2 separate regions of the Homo sapiens genome follow, and region 1 is linked to region 2. Evidence: chromatin contacts called from ENCODE Hi-C data. All regions are on one chromosome and are shown on one strand. Each heading gives the region's core, a stretch centred on a gene start or an enhancer-like site at or near the end of the contact. The rest is flanking DNA. Distances are from core to core; before and after follow the strand shown. Region 1 holds the start of ABCA12 (ATP binding cassette subfamily A member 12). Region 2 has its middle 75 kb from the start of LINC00607.

The links. A loop is a pair of places that touch in the nucleus more often than their neighbours do. Pooled maps may share reads with other maps.
Region 1: a map with no recorded cell type shows a loop between it and region 2 (3-fold over the local background). The contact joins the promoter of ABCA12 here to the enhancer-like site in region 2. A Hi-C loop is called at or near these places in 3 of 37 single-sample maps with no recorded cell type and 2 of 50 pooled maps.

The regions. Positions count from the first base shown.
Region 1 is chr2:215,136,802-215,139,934 of GRCh38, forward strand. It overlaps ABCA12 (ATP binding cassette subfamily A member 12), which reads right to left and starts at 1,825. Exons shown (of 53, transcript NM_173076.3): 1 at 1,339-1,825. The coding sequence starts at 1,407.
Region 2 is chr2:215,917,218-215,919,996 of GRCh38, forward strand. No RefSeq gene overlaps it. Among named protein-coding and RNA genes, the nearest start is that of LINC00607, 75 kb to the left of the region's middle. Within about 2 kb of position 1,259, at least 4 of the 41 ENCODE cell types and tissues checked have a DNase peak (open chromatin) inside an H3K27ac peak, as active enhancers do.

The DNA.
Region 1 (3,133 bases), core at 575-3,074, 780 kb before region 2:
TTCATGCCACATCTAACTAATCATGTCACGTCTAACTCATCATGCCACATCATGGTGGGAAAAACAGTGCTTAGAGAAACTGTCTTAAGCTACTTAAGTTACATGAGGAGCAGTGGCAGGGGCCCCAACTCGCATGCTCTGACCACATGACCACATCCACACACCCAGGATCCTTTCCCTGCTTATGCCACACAGAATCAACCACATGATAATTATGGGGAGGTTTTCTTCTGTGCTTTTTTTTTTCCAGTTAAAAAACAAATAAAAACATGAATGAGTTTATAATTTTATATTCAAACCCCACACCCATGCAATCACATGCCTTAGAATTTTAAAACCCTACCCACAAAATTCACAAGGGTAAATGAACATCTACTTCCTCCTCTTACTACACACATCAAAACACTCAAGTAAAGTGTCAGGCAATCCAAGCAAGCCTGGAGCGAGATAAGGTGCATAGATAAAGTGCTGGTTTCTGTGTGATGCATATTATTTGCATAATATTTACATTACTCATTCAAGGCTGGGAATTACCACTTTAAAATAAAGTATATTGAATACCTTTTTGGATTTCCCCGATTTTCAAACATTCTTCTGAATATATAACAACTCCCAGAAACCAATTCCTTTCTCAATCATCCTGGGAGCCATCTGATGAGGATCTAATAGCTAACTTTGTAATTAGAACGCAAACATTAATGTAAGAGTACAAAAAAGACGTTGCAATGAGCAAGAGAAGATAGATTGTAGTAGTAAAGCTAAGTGATTCAATAATATTCTTAAAACATAGCACATATACATACTCTTGTTTGGTATTCCCAGTAAATGATTTTTAGATACTAAAATTTCTCAGTAGCTTTTCTATACTAATAGCCTTCAAACTATTTCTGTTCTGTATTTTACCTTTCAACCAAACTTTCTATGGCTTTCAGTTTTCCAGTATATTTCTTCCCATTTATTGTACATTTCAAATAATACTTTTCTTTCCTCTATCCCATTTTTAACTACATTAAGAAAAATTCTGAAAGCCTTTTGGCTTGAAACCAGAATTCAACGTTCCAGTTCAGCCAGTAATGAGTCATGTTCTTTTTTTTTTGCCCAGGGCATGTCCTGGTTTACTCTTTAATTTACTGAAATGAAAAGGCTGCTTTTGGGGGCATGTTAAGACTCGCTCCATTAGCTATAAGACAGATAGGGGGATGAATTCTAAATATCTTACTTCCTGCTTTGGAAAATGCCTTTAAACTCTTCTGTTTTCACTTCTCATTAAGATCACATTTTAGGATTACCTGGCGTATTGCCCCATGACCCATACTCCCACACTTTTTTTTAACTCACCGGCTGCCTTTTTACACCTAGCCAATTTTTCCAGACCAGGATCTGAAGCTGATGAAACAGGGAAGCCATCCTTCAAATGCCCCAAATGAGAGATTTCCTCTTCTTTTCTCCACTCCACAAATGAAGAACTGATGCCCCGTCCAACTTGCTGTATGTCAGTGTATCAGTACCCCTTTCACGGCATAGCTTCCTTGAGGGCTGGGGTAAGAAACCCACAGTTCTTCTGTTTCTGCTGGATTTTTCCCTGTGGTTAATCCTTAACCAAGAGGCACTTCTCAATCAACTCTTCTTCCAAAAGAAGGACCCAGATCAGTATCTTTGGGTGGCTTATGCTTATTTTAAAATAATATCCAGTTGCTGCTTGTTGCACGAAGTCCAGACTCAAGAGAGAATGAGCATCATTCAGATAATGCCTCACTGAAAAAAAAAAAAAAGCAGCAGCTGAACCCACACCTCCTACTCTCCATGAAATTAATTGCCTATCCACACCTTAGAGAACATGTCACCTGCACTGGATGCGTCACAGGGACTAGGGGGTGGGACCTTTGCAAGGCCAGTAGGACTTGTCCTACATTCTCTTGTCTTCTTTCCTGCACACAGTGTCTGCTCTAGCAGAGGCAGGGCACAGAGAGCATTTCACAGACACTGGGCCCAGTGACTCTTTAATATTAAAGTGTCATTAAAATGATTTAAGTCAATAAGGCCAGAGCTTAGCTGCAAAGCTCTGAGCCTCAGCCCATCATTAGATATACTAGGGAAAGTGTCCACCTTTAACCTAAAGTTGAATGTTTCGATTTTGGGGGAAGAAACTATGTTGGCCAGGTCCCACCTTTCATCACAATGTACTAGGTTAAGCACAGGGCAGAAAAGGAAAGGTAGGCTGTAGGGGACATAAATTACAAACTGGAGTCCCTCAATTCGTGAGTGGAGATTCACGTGTCTATTACAGACAAGCCACATTGTTTCAGGCTCTTATAGTGAAAGGGGACACAGGCTGATCCAAGACATTTCTATTTCCTCTTTCCATGATACATTCCTCCCTCTCTAAGATCCTGCCTTTCAAAGTTATCCCCAAGTTGACATCTTCAATGAAGCCTTTTTGGATATATCCCATAGGATAGATTCTCTTGCCTTTGAATCATTCTTTGTTGCCCTCTCTCAAGGAACTTAAAGTTTTTGCATTATTTTTATTTGTGTATGTCTTATTTTTCCTACAAGATTATAAATTATTTGAGGACATGGACTATTTTATATCACAGTACTTTACATATCATTAGTGTTCAATACTTGCTGCTGAATGTAATTGAATAAACTACTGGAGCCAAGGCTAGTAGGGTGAAGCTCCCCTTTGATCCTCACACCTACCCTGACTAATCCAGACTTTACTTGCAAAATCCGTTAAAGCATTAAGAGTTCTCCCTTCGCCAGGTGCGGTGGCTCATGCCTGTAATCCCAGCAATTTGGGAGGCCGAGACGGGCTGATCACTTGAGGTCAGGAGTTCAAGACCAGCCTCGCAAACATGGTGAAACCCCGTCTCTACTAAAAACACAAAAATTAGCCAGGCATGGTGGTGGGCACCTGTAATCCCAGCTATTTGGGAGGCTGAGGAGGGAGAATCGCTTGAAACCGGGAGGCAGAGGTTGCAGTGAGCTGAGATGGCGCCACTGCACTCCAGCCTGGGCAAAAGAGTGAGATTCCATCCCCCCTCCAAAAAAAGGAATCTAGCACAGGTCCTGCCTCATAGTAAGTAGTCAATTAATTCTATTAATTGGGTAGCAATGTTTGCTAAGGACT
Region 2 (2,779 bases), core at 9-2,508:
GGTGAAAGGGGAGGAAGAGCAGTTAAAACTCTATTCTGCCACTCTGTATTGCCTTTCATCTTTTATTAAAATGACAGGTTGCTAATTTGTCCTTCCATTAATGAGAATGTTTTTTGTTTGTTTGTTTGTTTTGAGACAGGGTCTCGCTCTGTTGCCCAGGCTGGAGTGCAGTGGTGCGAACTAATGAGGATGTTTTTAACTGATCCCCACTCTTTCATCTCATCTATTTTATGGCTTGAAATGAGTTCAGGTCATTAATTGAGCATTTACTATAGGGTAGGCATTGTTTTATTTGCTGGGAATTCATAGACCTCAAAGAGCTCACAGTTTGAAAGGGTCACTTTCACATAAATGAGTATTTATAATACAATGTAGCCATGCAGCACATAATAAACCTGTACATTTTCAGGACAACTGTTCTGCAGGAGACGTCCAGCCTGTGGCTAGTTAACGCAACTAAAGTTTCAGCAAAGCACTCAAGCGTAAGGTCCTTAAAGTTTTTCTCATTAAGTTTTTGTTTTTTTGTTTTTGTTTTTGAGATGGAGTCTCGCTCTGTCGCCCAGGCTGGAGTGCAGTGGTGCCATCAGGGCTCACTGCAAGCTCCGCCTCCCAGGTTCACGCCATTCTCCTGCCTCAGCCTCCCGAGTAGCTGGGACTACAGGCGCCCGCCACCACGCCCGGCTAATTTTTTTATATTTTTAGTAGAGACGGGGTTTCACCGTGTGTTAGCCAGGAGTCATTAAGTTTTAATAAGTCCAACCATCTCCAGACCAGAACCCCTCTGAATATGAAATAGGAGAAGTGAGATATCTCACACAGTAGCTATCAAGTTACTACTCACAAGCCAGAAAATGTCAGGGCTTACTTTGGCTTTCAAGTTCACAGTTCCATGAAATACAGAGTTAGGAAGGCTATCTTGATGAGCATTCTTCATTGGACCTCTCTGCCTTTGGACTTTTCTCTGCCTTGGACATTCGGGGAGCTGTTCTGCTTGGGGGTGCCTTTGTTAAGTGAAATGGGCAATTCATTTCCCTGACCACCAAGAGACATCCAGAATTTGTCATGTTTTATGAGTAATTTTGAAAGTGCTTACTAGACCTCCCTCCCTTTTCAACTGCTCAGGCTCAGTAAGCTTTTAAACTTTCTATTTCGTTACAGTACAAACAACTCTACAAGCAGGCCTCCTGCTTCTCCCCTCAGGCTATGCAGAATTATTCATACTCAAGGTCTAAAGAGGAACATCAGCACGAAGGAAAAACAGACTAAAGAGTGAAAACAAATTAGCAATCCAAACAGCTCTCTCCCAGCCTGTCACTGGAAGGCCTTTGGTGTCTCATTCCAGAGTCAAGGGGTTTTCTGAGTTGAAGATTAAAGGATACATTTTCAGGGCTCAGAGAACAGACAATCTGTGAAATGCATATTCACCCAAGGCAGCCAGAACAAGGTGCGCATATGAAGAACCGGGATGGGCCTTCACCCCAAACCAGATGAGCCTTGTATGGATAGTCGGTATTTTGCACCCACTGGGCTCGAGTCTTTCATATTTTATTCATGCTTGGGTAAGGAAAAAAAGAAAGAAGAAAGAAAGAAAGAAAGAAAAAGAAAGAAAGAAAGAAAGAAAGAGAAAAAGAAAGAAAGAAAGAAAGAAAGAAAGAAAGAAAGAAAGAAAGAAAGAAAGAAAGAAAGAAAGAAAGAAAGAAAGGCCATTAAGCTCTCTTTGGGAATGTGGGAAATCTTATCTTAGTTATTCTCAACCAGGGTGATTTTGCCCCACAAAGAAACATGTGGCAAGTGTCTGAAGATATTTTTGATGGTCAAAACTGGCACTGGGAGGTGTTGCTGGCATGTAGTGGGTAAATAAGAAGGAGAAGGCTGAGCACCCTGTGAGGCACATGATGACCCCCACAACTAAGATTTATCTGTTCCAAGATGTAGTTAGTGCAAAGGTTGAGAATCTCTGCCTTAAAATGTAAAGCAGTAAAAACAGAACGTTAAGAAAGCTCCTCCCTCTCTCATGTGTATATTTGTGTATGTCTCTGTTTCCATCTCTCTCTCTCACACACACACACACACACAAACACACTGCCGGCTTCATAGGGGTGAAACCTATGCACATGAGCAGGGTCCCATACTCAGAACAGTTCCTGTACTTGATGTAATCCTCTGCTTCACTATCTTGAAATTCTCAATAATTTTGCATGAGAGGCCCCATATTTTCCTTTTGCCCTGGGCCCTGCACATTACGTATCTGGCCCTGCATGCAAATGCCTGTGCAAGAGACACTCAGCATTTCATGCAGTAGAACCATATGTTCTCCACTACCCTCTTTTTTCTCCCCTAACATTCCACTTTATTATAGTAGTGCATGCTTTCATTCTGTTTTTGAAACCTCTCTTTGGGTTATGGCAGAGCCAACGCTGGAAAATAGACGTGTGTCATGGATTCTGAAGCGTCTGCATATTTTCTTCTTGCCCATCAAACTCTCTAGAAAATCCATACAGGGCACCAAGTGGCAGTCAGCAGATCGTGCGACATAAAAATTTTCTCAAAGACGCTGGAAAGAAGCTGCAGAGGCTTTTCTTTCCTGCAAGGGCAGCAGGGCTCTGCTCTGATCGTCCTTGCAGAGATGACAAAAATGATCCAGGACAAGAATCTTAATATCTGTAATCTAATAAAATCTACTTTCATGTCCATCCTCTTCTTGCCAGTCCTTTTTCATTCAATGTTCTGGATTGTTCACAAACCTATGAATAAGCTTAAAACCTATTAAAAACCTGCA